2 separate regions of the Homo sapiens genome follow, and region 1 is linked to region 2. A link is an interaction called in ENCODE POLR2A ChIA-PET data of the cell type or tissue named here. Cell type or tissue: OCI-LY7. All regions are shown on one strand. Links, peaks and the distances in the headings refer to the core of each region. The heading gives the core; the rest is flanking DNA.

Evidence for each region. Peaks named below come from ENCODE experiments on the same cell type or tissue, not always from the same donor. Only the 100,000 strongest peaks of a DNase experiment are listed, where the experiment ranks them.
Region 1: POLR2A ChIA-PET joins it to region 2 with 5 read pairs; 3 of 35 experiments call an interaction of 5 or more read pairs at or near these places.

The regions. Positions count from the first base shown.
Region 1 is chr10:127,752,626-127,761,001 of GRCh38, forward strand. No RefSeq gene overlaps it. Among named protein-coding and RNA genes, the nearest start is that of FOXI2, 20 kb to the left of the region's middle. In OCI-LY7, for the core only: a CTCF peak has its summit at 4,627 (motif pointing right); no DNase peak of the experiment used is centred there.
Region 2 is chr10:127,850,114-127,858,489 of GRCh38, forward strand. No RefSeq gene overlaps it. Among named protein-coding and RNA genes, the nearest start is that of CLRN3, 39 kb to the right of the region's middle. RefSeq lists a silencer at 3,977-4,056. In OCI-LY7, for the core only: CTCF peaks have their summits at 4,063 (motif pointing left) and 4,264; DNase peaks (open chromatin) are centred at 2,808, 3,878, 4,508 and 5,128; H3K4me3 peaks cover 2,257 bases; H3K27ac peaks cover 2,582 bases.

The DNA of each region.
Region 1 (8,376 bases), core at 2,138-7,137, 97 kb before region 2:
GACCAGCTTCACCAACATGGTGAAACCCCGTCTTTAGTAAAAACAAAACAAAACAAAACAAAAATACAAAAATTAGCCAGGCGCAGTGGCGTGCACCTGTAATCCCAGCTACTCAGGAGGCTGAGGCAGGAGAATCGCTTGAATCCCGGAGGCAGAGATTGTGGTGAGCCAAGATCGCACCATTGTACTCCAGCCTGGGTGACAGAGCAAAACTCCGCCAAAAAAAAAAAAAAAAAAAAAAAAAAGAAAGAAAAGAAAAGAAAACAATAGAGATGATCAACAGAGCCAAGTGTTGGTACTTTGAAAAATAAAGAAAGCAGGCAAAAGGTCAGAAAGATGGAGAGGAAAGAAGGAAACAAATGAACACTCTTGGAAAGATGAGTCCCTCCCACCATTCTGTCCCTGAGAGGCTGGTTGTCCTCAGAAGCCCAGTGCCATACATTTTCTCTGCTTGCTCCACATCTGTCTCCAAGGGTCACACTGGTGTCTACTACTGCTTCAGCTCATCTCCTGTTTCTTCATCCTTTCCATCGCTCCTAAACATCACACATGGATATCCAACTGTCTAGTGGACATCTCCGCATGGACGTCCTCCTAGAACCTCCACCTCACCATATCTGAAGCAGAACTCATCATCTCAGAGGCAAGAGTTTCAATACAAAGGTGGGAACCAGATAGTTTTAAGGGACTAGGAGGTGAGGCAGTGGGGTGGGGTCTGAGGATGTGGACAAGTATTTTAAGTGCTGATCCCAAAGAAGATGGAGGAAAACGAGTTCAAAGTTTGTTTGAATTTTGCTTGGTGTGTAGAGTGAGCAAGTTTAAATTTAGAGGATAAAGGACCAACGGAAAGGAAAAGTAAAAAATAGAGACAAGACGGGGAATCCTAGATAGAGAAAGACCTGGGAGAGCAGGAGGCAGCTTAGAACCCAGGGAAGGGGCTGAGCTGGAAGAGGAGAAGGCCACCTCCTCCTTTTTCACTGGAGGGAAGGGGCTAGAAGGATGCAGTCACCACCTCCAGCAATGGTGGAGGAGCTCCCATCTGAGGCTCTGCCTTTCTCTGAGAAGCATAAGGTGAAGTTACTTGTTGAGAGGTATTAGGTTGGCATAAAAGTAATTGCAGGTAATAGAAGTTAAGTATGAGAGGGAGTGAAGGAAGGATTTAGAAGGGACGGCATAGAGGAATATAGCGGTGAATGATAAAAGGAGGTGACTAAATAGCCCTAAAAGTTCTGGGGACTATCACCAAGGGTCCAGGCAAGGGCAAGAATAGGTCCCTTATTTGGGTCTAAATCCTAGTGTCAAGCAGAGAGGGGCAGAATTATCAAGGCTCTATCTAAAAATTAAAAGCTATGTTATCTTCAAACGATTATTTCCAATTACAAACTATGAAGTTGTATTGGTTTAAAGTGATCTTAAAATTCAAGCATTTTAGAGCAAGAAGGACCCTTTGACACCATTATTCCAGAAATGGCAAATCCGTTGCAGGCGTTTCTCCCAGAGAAGACATCAGTAATCTGTCACTGGATGGTTACCTGCCCTGTCTTCAGAGCCTTTCTCATCATTGCTTTTCAGGAAGTCATTGCCTGTCCATCAGAGTTCATATGTGTAATTAAACCTGTTTCCAGCCATGATAATATAAATGAAAACTGAAAGAGGTCAAGTAATTTGTTCAAAGTAGGACTACTGCTTAGTGGCTCAGCCATACAAAGACTCTAGGTCTCTCCATTCAGTCTGCCATCTGTCATTCTGATGTGCTGTGGAAAAGGTGGCAGACATCTCTGTATTTCAGCAATAACTGTATAATAGACCCAAATCTCCTTGAATATCCTGGTTCCAGCATTTTGTGCAAATTGGACAGACATCTTTGAAAAAGTCAAAGAAGCATTAAGAAAACCTCCAAAGGATGAGCATGGTGGCTCAGGCCTGTAATCCCAGCACTTTAGGGGGCTGAGGCAGGAGGATCACTTGAGCCCAGGAGTTCAAAAGTAGCCTGGACAACATGGTGAAATCTTATCTCTTCTAAAAATACAATACAAAAACTAACCAGGCGTGGTGGTGTGTGCTTGTGGTCCCAGCTACTTGGGAGGCTGAGGTGGGAGGATCATCTGAGCCTGGGAAGTTGAGGCTGCAGTGAACTGTGATCATGCCACTGCACTCCAGCCTGGGGAGCAGGAGTGACACCCTGTTTCAAAAAAAGAAAAAAAAAGAAAACTTCCAAAACAGAAGTGCTGTTGGCCCAGTCAGGCTTGGTTTTAAATGGCCACCCAGGCATACCCTTTGTGTTGGAAATTTCAGTTGCTGCTTCATATGAGTGTCTCTGAAAGTTCTCTCCTAAGTGCAATTCCCAAGAGCTGATATTTACATGTCACAAATGAGCAACACTCTACTTTGAATACTTTAAATTTATTATATAAATTTATATCATCCTACCAATAATCTTATAAAGAGATATATTATTTAATTATCTCATAATAACATATCCAAGTAGATATTATTTATTGAAAAGATAAGGAAACTGAGGCACAAGGGGCTTGTCAAGGGACTTGCAGAGAGGTCACACAGCTGGAAGGTGACAGAACCAGAATTCAAGTTCAGGCCACCTGATTCAGAGCTGGACCCTGAATAATCCTTAACACATCCTCTCAGCAGAGTTCATAAGCCATGACCAATAACATATTTCAGCAAGTATCTTCTGTTTTAAAGGTCATCCTGGGTAGCTTAAAATTTTTTCTTTACCTTAAAGAAAGAAACTATCAAATACAGGATTAGAAGCTACTGATGTTCCTTCCTTTTTAAAAAAAAGACAAATTTCAAAACAGTGAGTCTGTAAGCATTTTAGTCACCCTGGCCTTCAAGAACCATGTATTTTTTAATATGCTTGGTAGGAGCTACACACTTTGTAACAAATAGTTCCCTCAAAAATCTCTGAGTTATAAAGATGTGAACATTAATCTGACTGAAACTTGATGGTACGATAATACCATCTGATGACTTTCCAGTGTGGGACCCTTATGGATAAGGGGGCCATGCTGCACTCTTGGTCATTTTCATCCAATTCCAACAAAGACTGGGAGAGAAGAGCAATCCTTCTGTTTTCTTTGATTGTGCACATTCCACACAGTTCTTTATTGTCTTCCAACTTCTCTTTTTCCTGCCATTTTCAGTCTAGAGAGAGGTTGAACAAATGGAACTCCATGCCTGGGCCAGTGTGAAACTTCCCTGTTCTCTTACACAACTCTGCTAAAAACCAAGCTTGGGTGATCCTGGAGCCAGTTCAATGTTTCCCTCTAACAGCGGAGTTCAGCACTGCCGCTAGGAGAAGGGACTCTGCACTTCACAGCACTGCAAGAAAGAGGAAGCCCACATACTGAGTTCAAGTGCTCTCTCACCCAAACCTGGATCCTCATTTCACCAGCTCTCTTTTAACAGCCAGGTCTTGGCAAAGTCTCTAGAATAGAAGAGGCACTTCTCTCTGGGGACAAGGAGTAGCGAAAGATCATGACTTATTGGAACTAAAGGCAGAAACATACTTGCATGCTGCTGAAGAAAAAATGAATCTTTTATGGAAGTTGTTTAATAAGTGCATCTTTTTAATCACTTCCTTAATTCACCAGTCCACCAATTGATATCTGAGATGGTATTTGAGGATCACAACAGAAATGTCATACATCTTAGCCTCAACTTTAGAACTTAGCCATAATTAGTCCACCAAGTTCTATCGTCTTCATTTTCTTGTGATTCTCTAGCTATTCCAGAGAGCATAAGAATCCTGGTTGTTGTTTTTGTGTGTGTGTGTGAAAACACATATATCTATTGGGAAACTTAATACCCCTGGCAGTTTGCCAAATGCAGTGTAAGAAGAGTTACACAAAGCTGACTTCCCCTCTCTAGAGAGTATCATTTGAGAAGGGCACATGGATGTGAAGTCACCTGTGCTCAGTAGAGACAGAATTGGGATAACCAACATAGGTATGGAAAGTCATTGTCTTTAACACACACGGACCTATTGGCAAAAGGGCTAAGAGTAGAAAATAAAGAATGAGGCCATAGGAGAGCCAAGTGTTGATTTAATCCATTTTAAATCACATATAACTAATCAAACAATGCTTCATTAGCCAAGTTCAAGGTTTTCCTACTTTGTCATTTTTAATTGCTAATTAAGTATAATAATATTTACTTCTCAATACCTATCACCTAAATGATAAGCTCTTTTCAAGTAAAAGGCAAAATCTAAGGAAATCTGTATTTAGCTCAGTTATGTTTGTTCTGCATTTTATGTTCCAGATCATTATTTTAGTTAGTTACATTATTATTACATTATTTTATACTGTATTATAATGTAATAGCTATTACATTATTTTAGTTAGCTACATGGGTACATGACATCGCCTGTTACGTCAGAAACTCCATAAAGGAGGAAGGAGGAACCTTGCCTTATTGATCTTTGCATAGGGGCCTTGTCTGAGGGTTCCTAGGAGGATGTTCAATCGGTGTAGCCAGGTGGTGGGTATAAAGGAGGCTGTTGTTCATCTAGAACAACTGAGTCCACCACATAGAGGGAGGAGCTGGCCATCCTGCTGAGTTACCCTGCTGCCCACCACAAGGAGGCAGAAGAGCAAAGCACGTTGGGCCAGGGAAGACCACGTCTTGAGTGACAAGTGGATACTAGGCGCTGTGCTAGCAGCGTTTTGTTTTTTCTCGGTTCTCCTGGAAGACTCACAACAATATCACGCATCTCATAGGACTTTGGAAAGACTCTATCAGGAACACACCAAGAGCACCTGGGGCAGGCTTGCTGGAGCCAGGCCCTGCAAAATAATGTTTTTCCTTGGCTCCACCAAGGGCTTCCAGGCCTGCGGAGTGTCCCCAGGTCTCCTGACCTCCAGCTCAGCGCCTACTTTGAAATGGAAGCTCCTCTACCTCCTGCTCACTAGTCCCCTGACTGCCCAGCCTTACCTGCTGGGACCCTCCCAGCAAAGCCTACTCTTGATCCCCCTCCTGACTGCTCTCTAGAGCCCTCTGTATCCCATAGGTGCAGACACAGAAAGAGAAAGCTGGGGGAATGGCATGCATGGTGCCCTTCACGCTATTGAGCAGAATTTTATTGCTTTGCTGGAAAGTTTGGAGAACAATTAGCAATTGATTCAAAAGAATACAAGTTGTACAAGGCAGAAAATATAATCTTAGAATTTTACAAAGTTCAGCTATAAATAATAATTAACTTGTTAAAGTAATATGAACAATGCACATTAATTTAACCAAAAATCATAATTTGAATGGAAGAATGGGGTCAAGAAGTGGAGGTGAGGTAGGGGTGGGACCAAATATACGCCTATGTTGTAGGAGGTCAAAGGAAAATGTCTAAAAATTTTTTAAAAAAAGAAAGAAAGAAATGGCAGTGAGGACATATTATTTGGAAATACGAAACAAAATACAAAAAAAAAAAAAACCCAGCTAGAAGAACTATAAATACAGCTGACCCTTGAACAACCTGGGTTTGAACTTCAGGGTCCATTTATACATGGATTTTCTTCTACCTCTGCCACCCTTAAGACAGCAGGACCAGCCCCTCCTCTTCCTCCTCCTCCTCAGCCTACTCAATGTGGAGATGATGAGGAAGAAGACCTTCATGATGATCCACTGCCACTCAGTGAATAATAAATACATTTTCCACTGCCACTTAGTGAATAGTACATATATTTTCTATTCCTTATGATTTCCTTAATAATAATTTTCATTTCTAGCTTATTTTAAGAACACAGCATATATTACATATAACGTACAAAATACGTGTCAATCGACTGTTTATCAGTAAGGCTTCCAGTCACCAGCAGGCTATTAGTAGTTAAGTTTTGGGGGAGTCACAAGTTATACATGATTTTTAACTGTGCAGGAACTTGGCACCCCTGATCCCCTCTGGCGTCAACTGTAGTTACCACCTAGGATTTGGACTTGAAAATGGGAGGAAATTAGGGTAAAAACTTTTATAAAAGCTCTGTAGCAATATTTAGCTTTCTAAAATATAAGCATATATAAGCTTGATGAAAATGAAAGTTAAGGAGAATGGAAAGTCCAGTACCCACTCAGAGACTTCCGGGTGCTTTGCATCCTTGCATCTTCAGAATTCTGTCCCCTTAGCTGTTTCTGGGCATCTGCAGGCCACAGAGGGGACAGTGCTTCATACCTCAGAGCAGAAATCTGAGACTCTAGGATTGGGCATCTGTTCCTCAAATATCCCTCTGCCCCTGGCTGCGGAAGACCATGCCTGCCCCCGTGGATGCGGGCTCAGCTGGCCTCAGCATCTCATTTCCCAATCCCGTGTCTTTTCTCATTATGTTCCTATCCTTGAAGATTGCCTCCAGCCATCCCAATTCGCTTCCCTCTGTTGTGCAGAAGGTTTCATCTCTCTTGGACCTTATTCCTCAACACTGCTCCTAGCTCCCATTAGGACATCCAAAGCCTATCAAGGTTGCTGAGATGATGAGGAACCCATGGGCTTGTGCAATGCATGTCCAGATAGCAAGCTGTTCTGAGCTCTCCAATATTTCATGGTAAGTTACCTTCTCAGCGTCCCCCTCCCCAGTTAACACTTCCCTTACAATCACATTTAGCTATTTTTAGAATTTTTCTTGCTCCTTTAGAAGATCCACCTTCTGGGAAAGCTCCTGAAAGTTTGAAATGCTCTCCCCTCCCAGGTTCCCTCCTAAGTGCCGACCTTCTGAGGCATTCCACACTCCAACCCCTTCCCCCCTTGCCTCTTCCTTCCATGTCTCTGGGGACTTTGCTTTCTCTTGTGTTCTAATTCCTCAGCTTCTGCACCTCTTGATTGGCCCTTCTTCTCCTACATTTTGCTGACGTTCCAAAAAAATTCCCTTTTCTGCCCTCTATGAGGTCTCCATAAAGAGTGAGATCTGCTCATCCCTCTATCCACTTCTTTTTCTTTTAGAGCAGTTTTAGATTTACATAAAAGCATGAAGATAGAACAGAGAGTTCCCATCTAGCCTGTAACCAGTTTCTCCTGTTACTAACATCTTACACTGGTATGGTACATTTGCTACAATTAATAAACTTTATTATTAATAAAAATTATTAATACTTTATTATTTTATAGTTTTACCTAACGTCCTTTTTCAGTTCCAGGATCCCATCCAAAAAAAACCCACATTACATTTAGTGATCATGTTTTCTTAGCTTTTTCTTGCTGTGACAATTTCTCAGACTTTTTTTTATGACCTTGGCAGTTTGAGGAGCACTGGTCAGGTATTTTGCAGAATACTCCTCAGTTTGGGTTTTCGGATATTTTCCTCACAATTAGGCTCAGATTGAGTTATTTAGAGGAAGACAGCAGAGATAAAGTGCCATTTTCATCACATCATATTAAGATTTATCACAATGATTTATCATCATGTTGACCTGTAACTTTAATCACCTGCCAGAGGTCATGTTTGTCAGGTTTCTTCATCGTAAAGTTATCCTTCTTCTCTCCCACACTGTCCTCTTTGGAAGCTATTTTTTACATATGTCTGTCTAATCATTCCACCACTATTTATTGAAAAGACTGGACTTCATCCATTTGAATTGCCAAAAGATCAGTAGATTATACTTGTAGAGGTCTATTTCTGGGCTCTCTATCATATTTCATTGATCTATGTCCCTATTCTTTCTCTAATATTATGCTGCCTTGATTACTTGATTTTATAGTAAGTCTTGAAATCGGGTAGCATGAGTCCTTCAACATTGTCCTTTTTCTCAGCATTGTGTTGGCTATTCTTGTGTTGACATATAAACTTTAGAATAAATTTGTCAATATATACAAAAATAGCTTGCTAGATTTTGTTTTTTTGTTTTGTTTTGTTTTTGTTTTTTAAGACAGGGTCTCACTCTGTCACCCAGGCTGGAATGCCGTGGTGCGATCTTGGCTTACTGCATCCTCAGCTTCCTGGGTTTAGGTGATCCTCCTACCTCGGCCTCCCAAGTAGCTGGGACTACAGGTACACACCACCAAGCCTGGCTAATTTTTTGTATTATTTGTAGAAATAGGGTTTTGCCATATTGCTCAGGCTGGTCTCAAACTCCTGGGCTCAAAAGATCTGCCTGTCTCAGCCTCCCAAAGTGCTGGGATTACTGGCATGAACCACCGCACCTGGCCTTACTTGCTGAATTTTGGGATTGCATTGAGCCTCTAGAGAAGATAAAATTGATATCTTAATATTGTGTTTTTCAGTTCATGTATATGGAATCTCTTTCCATTTTATTTAAATCTTTCTTGATTTTTTAAAATCAGAGATTTTTAATTTTCTACATATAGATCCTATATATATTTTGTAGGATTCATATACAAATATTTATTTTTCCATGCTATTACAAATAATATTT
Region 2 (8,376 bases), core at 1,944-6,943:
AGAATACAAACAAGTTTCCAGTGTAAGAAGGATTAAGCACGACTCTATTAACCTAATGCCTGCGCTGAGCACCAGCAGCTGCCCCACTCAGTACCAGAAAGCCTGGCAAAGCCTTTGGGAATATTTTGTTTGGGGAGATTTCCAGCTTCATGAGATTCTTCCTGATTGCTTTCTTTTAAAAAATGAATTAATTACAAAATGAGAAGTGCATGTAGTCTTGACTCCATCCACCCTCCAGAGGGGCCGAATGGAGGTTCCCCCTGGAGCCCGTGACAATCAATATCTAATCAAAACTCGTTATAAGAATAAATTAGCAAGCAACTCCTAAGCGCTTCCTGTTAGCTGGTGGTGGTTGTTCTTTTCTTTAAAGTTCAATAAAACAATTAACTTTTACATCTCAATCTAAAAGCCCCACTGCCAGGGAGCTTGTTTTTCAAAGGCGATGAACTGAGTGGGAACTCACTAGATGGAGAGAGAAATGAATCCCTCCCACCAGGGCAAAGCTGACAGCCAGAGGCAGGGCTGCTGCCGCCTTGCAAGACACACCTGGGCCTGCGCGCAGATGGCTTCGTTGGCCTGCGAATGCTTCAGATGAGGCAGACCTAAGGTCCCATTTTGGATACTGTTCATAAGGACACAGAAGAAAGAAGTTTGTATAAATGTCACTCTCTGAGACAGGTGAAGAGAACATTCAAAACCCAGGACAAGCACCAGACCAGGCGTTCAGCTCATGCGTTGTTTTTCAAGTTAATTACAAATGTGGTCCATAAACCCCCACTGCTGACTTGGGGGCCACTTCCTTTCCTTTTCTGGCCACAAGACAACAGTGGGACTTGGCTAGGAGGAGGGACCAGCCTCCCCTGGGTGGGAGGTCACTTGTCTCAGGGTGGGGGGCCCATAGTGAAAGACCAAGAGGGACAGCCAGGGCCTCCAGAGCGGCCACCCCAGGCAGCACCCCATGGGCTGCGACTAGCAGTGAAGCTCGGGTCCAACCGTGGAGAAGGAGGGAGAGGCAGGGTGCCAGGAAGGCCACCTGGGCAAAGTGCTGGGCGGCTCGGGCCAGAGGAGGCCAAGGCAGAGGGATGGGTCTGGGCCCGAGAGGTCAGGTGAGGTGGAGCTGGCACTGCCTGGGGAGAGGCTGTGACTGGGAGGCCCCTGGAGCCTTGTGCAGGAGCAGCGTCTGCGGGAAGGGCAGCTGAAAGCAGGAGCACATCGGGTGCCACCCAGTGGGGTGGAACAGCAGAGAAGAAGGCAGGTGCCCCAGGCAACTCCTTGATGTGTTTGCCTTGAGGAGGGGCCCAGAGGATGCTTCATGGGGACAAGAGGTGCCAGTAGAGGGGAGAGGCTGTGGTTTTAGGGAAGAGGACAAGAGGAGGGAGGTCAGAGAGATTGGGGTTGGCCTGGAGTTCTAGGGACCGCTCGTCTTTTCAAGACTTTTCTGACTAGACCTTCTGGAGAACTTTTTATAATTTCCACTTAGAGTTTTTCCAGAGGAGGAACAAGAGGCTTTGATGGGGACATCCAAGAACTGGTGTGACCTGGGGGATGGCGCTGTGCCTGGCAGAAGCTGTGCCCCAGGGGAAGGAGGCAGGCCCTAGTCCCCAGACTCCCCTCTTCTGCAGCTAGAAGGAGGATGGCAGGGCCAGGCAGGACACAGAGAAGAGCCAGCAGGGCCCATCCCCTCTAGGTGAGCGGGATCTCCGGGCCCCCAGGAAATGGGAGCATCCAAAGCAGCATTGACCACAAGGGGCAGGGAGGAGAGGCTGGAAAGGAGGTCTGTGCATAACGCCTCCGATTCCTGGTAGAACCTCACAACAGCTCGTTGACGGCGGGTCGGTGAGCATTTAAAGAGCAGCAGATTCTCATTCAGAGGCAGTGTGGTTCCATGGAAAGCAAAGCATTTCAGTGATGCGTGCTTAATTCAATCAGCTTACTTTACGCAAAAAGGATCCAGTGCCAGGAGTCCCCGGCCTGTCATGAAGGGTGGGGACAACGGTGTCCAAGAGCCACAAATAAAATGCCAAGGGAATGCTGTGACGGGGGCCCTGGAGGGCTTTGTGGAGGAGGTTGAAAGATTCTCAGAGCCTTCAACAATGCTCTGTGGAAGAATTTGGGAGGTTACATTGAAATGGTAGGTGGGCGAGGCTGGGGGAAAAAGGGAAGATTTCCAACACTTTGGATCTACAAGGACACAACAGGTTTTGTTTTTTTAAATGGCTGTGGCTAAAATCAGCTTCCTGGTAGCATCATAAATGGGGATGGAAACCCTCATAAGCCTGGTGTCAGTGGTGGTGGCACCTTGGTGAGCAGGTGACCAAATGGCCTGAGTGGTGACGTTAATCTACCTGTTCACTGGCTGTTGCCAAAGCGAGGCCTATTGGGACAGGTTTGCATTTCTTCTTGGCTTCTAAGACCAGGTTATGACAGACATCCTACAATGCAGGAGGAGCTGGACAGGAGGACAACATCACACCTGGCCCTGCCATCCTCCATCTCCAGAAGCCATGGTCCAGCAGGGAGATGCACGACTCATGGTCTTCCACGCTGAGTGGAAAAGCCATGGCAACGCGGGCACTGCCAGGGGTTTCAGGGTGCTCTGCATCTGTTTCTTAAATAAGACTGTCTTGTTAATCCTGAACATTCCAGCTGCTTTTGTCACAGTGTCCCCGGACAAGAGGGAGCCTGAGAGAGACTTAGAGATCAGGAGAAGCAAACCGGCCCACAAGTGTGATGGATGCTGTGTCAGAGTGTCTAGGATCCAGGAGCCCCGCTCTCCCCTTAGAGACGGATGCAGTTCCGTGCACACAGGCCCTCTTTCCTGTGTAGGGGAGGGGCATGCTGTCTGCACATGGCATGCTCCCTCCTGCCCAGGGAAGCCAACTGCCATATTAGCAAAGATGGTTTGAAAATGAACAAGAATCCCAACTTAAAATATATATATATATGCAGTCATTCCTTGGTATCCGAGGGGGATTGGTTCCAAGACCCCCATGGTAACAAAATCTGCAGATGCTCAAGTCCCTGATATAAAATAGTGTCGTATTTGCATAGAACTTACACAATCCTCTTGTGTACTTTAAATCATCTCTAGATTACTTATATATATCTAATACAATGCAAATGCCAAGTAAATGGTTGTTATACTGTCTTTTTAGAATTGGTATTATTTTTCATTGTTGTATTGTGATTTTTATTGTTTTTTAAAGTATTTTTTATCCTGGCAGGGTGCAGTGGCTTACGCCTATAATCCCAGCATTTTGGGAGGCTGGGTCACTAGACCCTAGGAGTTGGAGACTAGCCTGGGAGACAAAGTAAGACCCCATCTCTACAAAAAAAAAAAAAAAACGCTGGATGTGGGGTCGGGCACCAGTGACCTCAGCTACACGGGAGGCTGAGTCAGGAGGATTGCATGACCCAGAGGTCTAGGATGCAGTAAGCCGTGATCACACCACTGCACTCCAGCCTGGGTGACAGAACAAAACCCGTCAAAAAAAACAAAAAACAAAAAAAAACAAAGAAACATAAAACTGTTTTTTAATCCGAAGTTGGCTGAATCCATGGAACCCACAGGTGTGTAGAAGGACATCTCCCACAATGTTAAGTCATCACTTACCAGTGTCAGCTTCCTGATGTGGCTAAGTTTAGACACACACGCGGGCTCGCACGAAAGATCCTAATGTCGAATAAATTGGGGGGAAAAATCAGTTCAGCTAGATGGACAGATTCCTGGAAGTCTTAGTGTGCACACATGTGCTGTGCCTGTGCAGGAGGGCAGTGGGGAAGGCAGAGCCCCGTGTGAAGGGACATCTTTGACAACAAGAGCATTTCCAAAACCACCGGGGAAGTATGCATGTGCAGCAGGTGGGTTTCAGTTCCCTCCAGCGTCTCACATGCTGGAACGGTCTCTCCATCAGCTCTGACCCAGGCCCAGAGGCCTGACACTCCTGCTGAGTGCTCAGGTCCTGGTGGCACAAGCCTTCCCCAGTCCTGCAGCCTTCGGGAAGCGGCGGTGCCCAGGGCGCAGAGCTCTGGCGTTGCACTCATGGGCTTATGCTGCCCTCTAGTGCTGTGCTCTTGAAATAGCTGTGTGGCTTTGCCACTTAAAGCTGATGCGGAATCTAGGGCCTCGTGGGCCCTCTAAAGAAACTGCCTCATTGCATCAAAATCAATGCCCTGCTCTTCTAACAGACGCTCTCTAATGCCCTGTAATGAAACCCATACAGATGATCACCTATCTATGCTCCAAATCGCAAAAGATAAACATAATGTCTTAACTTTAATATAAAGTGGAAGTATAAGAACTTAAAGAAAAGTAGCTTTTATAGCATGGAACTTGTCTTGCAATGAGCTTGACCTACACTCACCAGAAGCAATTTCTTAAATACCCACTCAGAGGTGACACTGCTTCCGCTGAGAAACGCTCGTGGAAGGTCGGGCTGGCCAGCCTTGCTGTAAAGGGCCAGGTGGTGCATACGCATGGCTTTGTGGGCCATAAGCTCCCAGCCACACCTACACAGCCCTGTCATTGTGACGCAAAGGCAGCTGCAGACAGCAGCAAGTGAATGGGCATGGCCACATTCCAACAAAACATCATTTGCAAAAAGAGGCAGTTGGCTAGATTTGGCCCAGAGGTTAATGATTTGTGGATCCCTGGTCTAGAGCATCCCCTTCGGTTTACAGATTGGGAAACTGAGGCTCAGCGTAGAGGAGGGGATAGTGGTCACGACTAGGAAATTAGACCCTGAGCCAAGTCCACTGGCTCCAGCCCATCCATCCCAGCTCTTTGGCCGGAGCTCTGCGGGCTGTGACTCAGGTGGTCTCTCCTCAGGTGTACGGGGGAGGTTTGGTGACCCCAGGGATGATCCCAGGGAAAGGAAGGTCTGTGTTGGGCTTTCTCTGACAACGGCAGTTCCCTCCCATGCCCCCCGTCCTCCCCAGCTCTGATTCATTCATTCACTCAGGTCTCCACTGAGTACCAACCTGTGTCTGCCCACCCTGCAGTCATTCCTCCTGGCCAAGCAGCCTGTGCTGATCACAGCTCCCAACCCCTAGAAAATGAAAATAAAGATATGCAAATTACATCATTAGATTCAACAGGCAGACACTCGGTCAAATGGCTCTAAAAGTGTCTTGGCTCTCAGTTCCTCTTCTTGCTGCATGGTGGGATAGCAGATCCCGTGATGGGCTCCAGCACTAGCTCCAGGGCGGCCAGGCTGGCTCGTGGCCTCATGGAGGTGGGGACCAGGCAAGCTGGGGCTTGGTAAGGCTCCTGGCAACCCAGGGCCCATGGGGTGGCCGAAAGGGCTGTGCTTGTGTGTGTCCTTGTCCTCAAAGTCACTCACTGTAGCATCCCCTTGTCCCCACAGGCCCCTCTTCCCCGCAGGAACTCTCAGGATGGGCCGCCCCTGCACCACTGGGCTGAGAGGACCAGAGCCCAGGAACTGTCTGTGGTTCCAGGGTTGGGGAAGCTTCCAGTCATATGGGAGCTCATAAGGCCAGGACCCATCTCTTCAGCTAGGCTAGGAGGCCAGTCTGGTCCCAACCTCCTGGCTCCTTACACTGTCCTCATCCTGGGGGCCCAGGCTAACAACCGGAGTCAGATCCTGGAAGGAGGGTGTCTACTGGGGGTCTAGAGGCATGGAGATGGCTCCTGCAGGGGCTGGAGCTGGCTGAGGTCAAGGGTTCCCTCGGGGCCAGGGAACAAGCACCTTCTACTAGCCTCTTGGGGACCTGGAAATAGCAGACCAGGGCCCACAGACCTGGGCACTTGTCTGGCCCCCTGGATTTAGCCCCATGGTAAGTTGGGGAGGCTGAGGATTCACTTTTGTATCCTATTGCTGATGGAGCCTGTCAGACAGACACAGCAGGGATCTGTGATGGCCGCGCTCCAGAAACCCAGGAGCAGGTCTCGGGGCTCTTTGAGAGGCCCTGTGGTGAAGCCAGGCTGGGATCATGAATCAGCCGGGACAGGCAGGGAGGATCTGGGATTCTGGAGCAGGAGTAGTGGCCTAGAACAGGAGGGGGCCCAGCAAGCCCAGGTCCAGGCCCCACATTTGACAGAAGGAAGCAACGCTGCCCCCCAGGGGAGCGGCCTCCAGAATTTCAGGAAGCGTCAGTGTGTTTGTCTGCTTGGGCTGCCTTAGCAAAGGTCACAACCTGGGAGGCTCCAAGCAACAAAAGTTTACTTTGTCACAGTCACGAAGACCAGAAGTCCCAATCCAAGGCATCCGCAGGGCCATGCTCCCTCCGAAGCCTCTGGGGGTGAAGTCTTCCTTCCCCCTCGGGCCAAGCCCCGGTGCTGCTTGGCTGGAGGGGCATCGCTGCACTCTGCCTCGTCTTCACACACCTCTTCCTCCCAATGTCTGTCTTCACTCAGCACTCTCCTCTATATGCGTCTTCATGTCCAAATCTCCTTCCTCTTATGCAGACACCATCACATTGAATTGGGGGTCCACCCTACTCCAATATGATCCCATCTTAACTCGACTAATTATATCTGCAATGACCCTGTTTCCAAATAGGGTCACATTGACAGGTGCCAGGGATTGGGGCTTCACCATTCCCTTCTAGGGGATGTCATTCAGCCCACACCAGCACAGCACTCCCCAGGTTCCCCTGAGTGGGGCAGGCGTTCCCCGGCCTCAGGCTCATCTGTGGAACACAGGCCCTGGGACACACCAGCTAACTCAAGAGTCTCTTCCTGGACAAATATACAAGGGTAGGCCGGGCATGGTGGCTCATGCCTGTAATCCCAGCACTTTGGGAGGCTGAGGCGGGCAGATTGCCTGAACTCAGGAGTTCGAGACCAGCCGGGGCAACACAGCAAAACCCCATCTCTACAAAAAATACAAAAGTTAGCCAGGCATGGTGGTGCGCGCCTGTAGACCCAGCCACTTGAGGGGCTGAGGCAGGAGGATGACTTGAGCCCAAGAGGTTGAGGCTGCAGTGAGCTGACATGGTGCCACTGCATTTCAGCCTGAGTGACAGAGCAAGGCCCTGTCTACAAGAGTTCTCTAAAACCTACTAATTCTCACTGTTATGGGCAGGCTTCCAAAAAGAAGCAAGTCAACATCTGTTCATAGGTAACATGGCACTGAAGGCAAAGGCCATCTCTCATTCACCTTTGTGTCTCCCATGGTGCCTTGCAGATGCTGGTGGGCCAGTGGCTCACCCCAGAGGCCCTGCAGGTGCTTTTTAAAGGAGTAGTGCCCAGGGTGGGAGTAGTCTGAGACTCCCCATGGATGGGCTTCTAGAGTAATCTATCTGTTTACTCATCCCTGTTTCTGAGGCAAATGTTTCTCCCTCAACGAAGGTTCTTTTTCTACCATGATGGACTTTCTGAAATGCAAAGCCTCTTCATACCTCTGGTTTTCATCCTTTGTCGACAAAAGAGGTAAAATTTTCAAGACTTGTTGGAAAACTTGTGCCATTTGCAGATGAAGGAGGTGAGAATTAGTTGAGTTCTTAAGAAATCTAGATTTCTGCTCAAGCTCTTCAGAATAGTAATTCTTTACCTTTTAAACAAGATTTATAAAATTACTTTAGAACTGTAAAAATGTTTCTGAGAAAACACCAGAGGTGTTTTTAGATTTCTGTGTGTAATACATTCACCATTAATGTTATTCACAATGTTCTTTTTGGCACAGTATTCTCAGATTAATGCGATTATTTGTGAGGTTTAGCCACAGAACCTTGTTGGAAAACTAGACAGAGGATGAAAAAAGGGCTTCATAACACAAAGGTGAGACAACAGCATCCAGCCACAGTTGGCTGGAGTCAGTCTGGCTTTTAGACCTTGGGTGGCTCAATTTTTTATTTTCCTGGACCTTGGTTTGCTCATCTGTCCAATGGACATAGCAGCAGTACAGCCTTACAGGGCTCATATGGTGGTTAAATGAGAAACACAAGAAAGACACTTAGTGGCGTATGGAACAGCATTCTAACCACAGACTTCAAGGTCAAAATCCAGGATAGTGAAGGCCTTGGCAAGGGTGGAAGGGGATGGAACCAAGAAGGGGTAGGAACTCGACTTCCACGTATTCGGTAATCTTGATTTCCTTTTTCTCCCTCTCTCTTTTTTTTTTGAAATGGAGTCTCACTCTACTGACCAGGCTGGAGTGCAATGGCATGATCTTGGCTCACTGCAACCTCTGCTCCTGGGTTCAAGTGATTCTCCTGCCTCAGCCTCCCAAGGAGCTGGGACTACAGGCGTGCACCACCACGCTTGGCCAATTTTTGTATTTTTAGTAGAGGCGGGGTTTCGCCATGTTGGCCAGGCTGGTCTCAAACTCCTGACCTTGGGTGATCGACCCACTTCAGCCTCCCAAAGTGCTGGGATTACAGGCATGAGCCACTGCACCTGGCCAGACTTCTTTT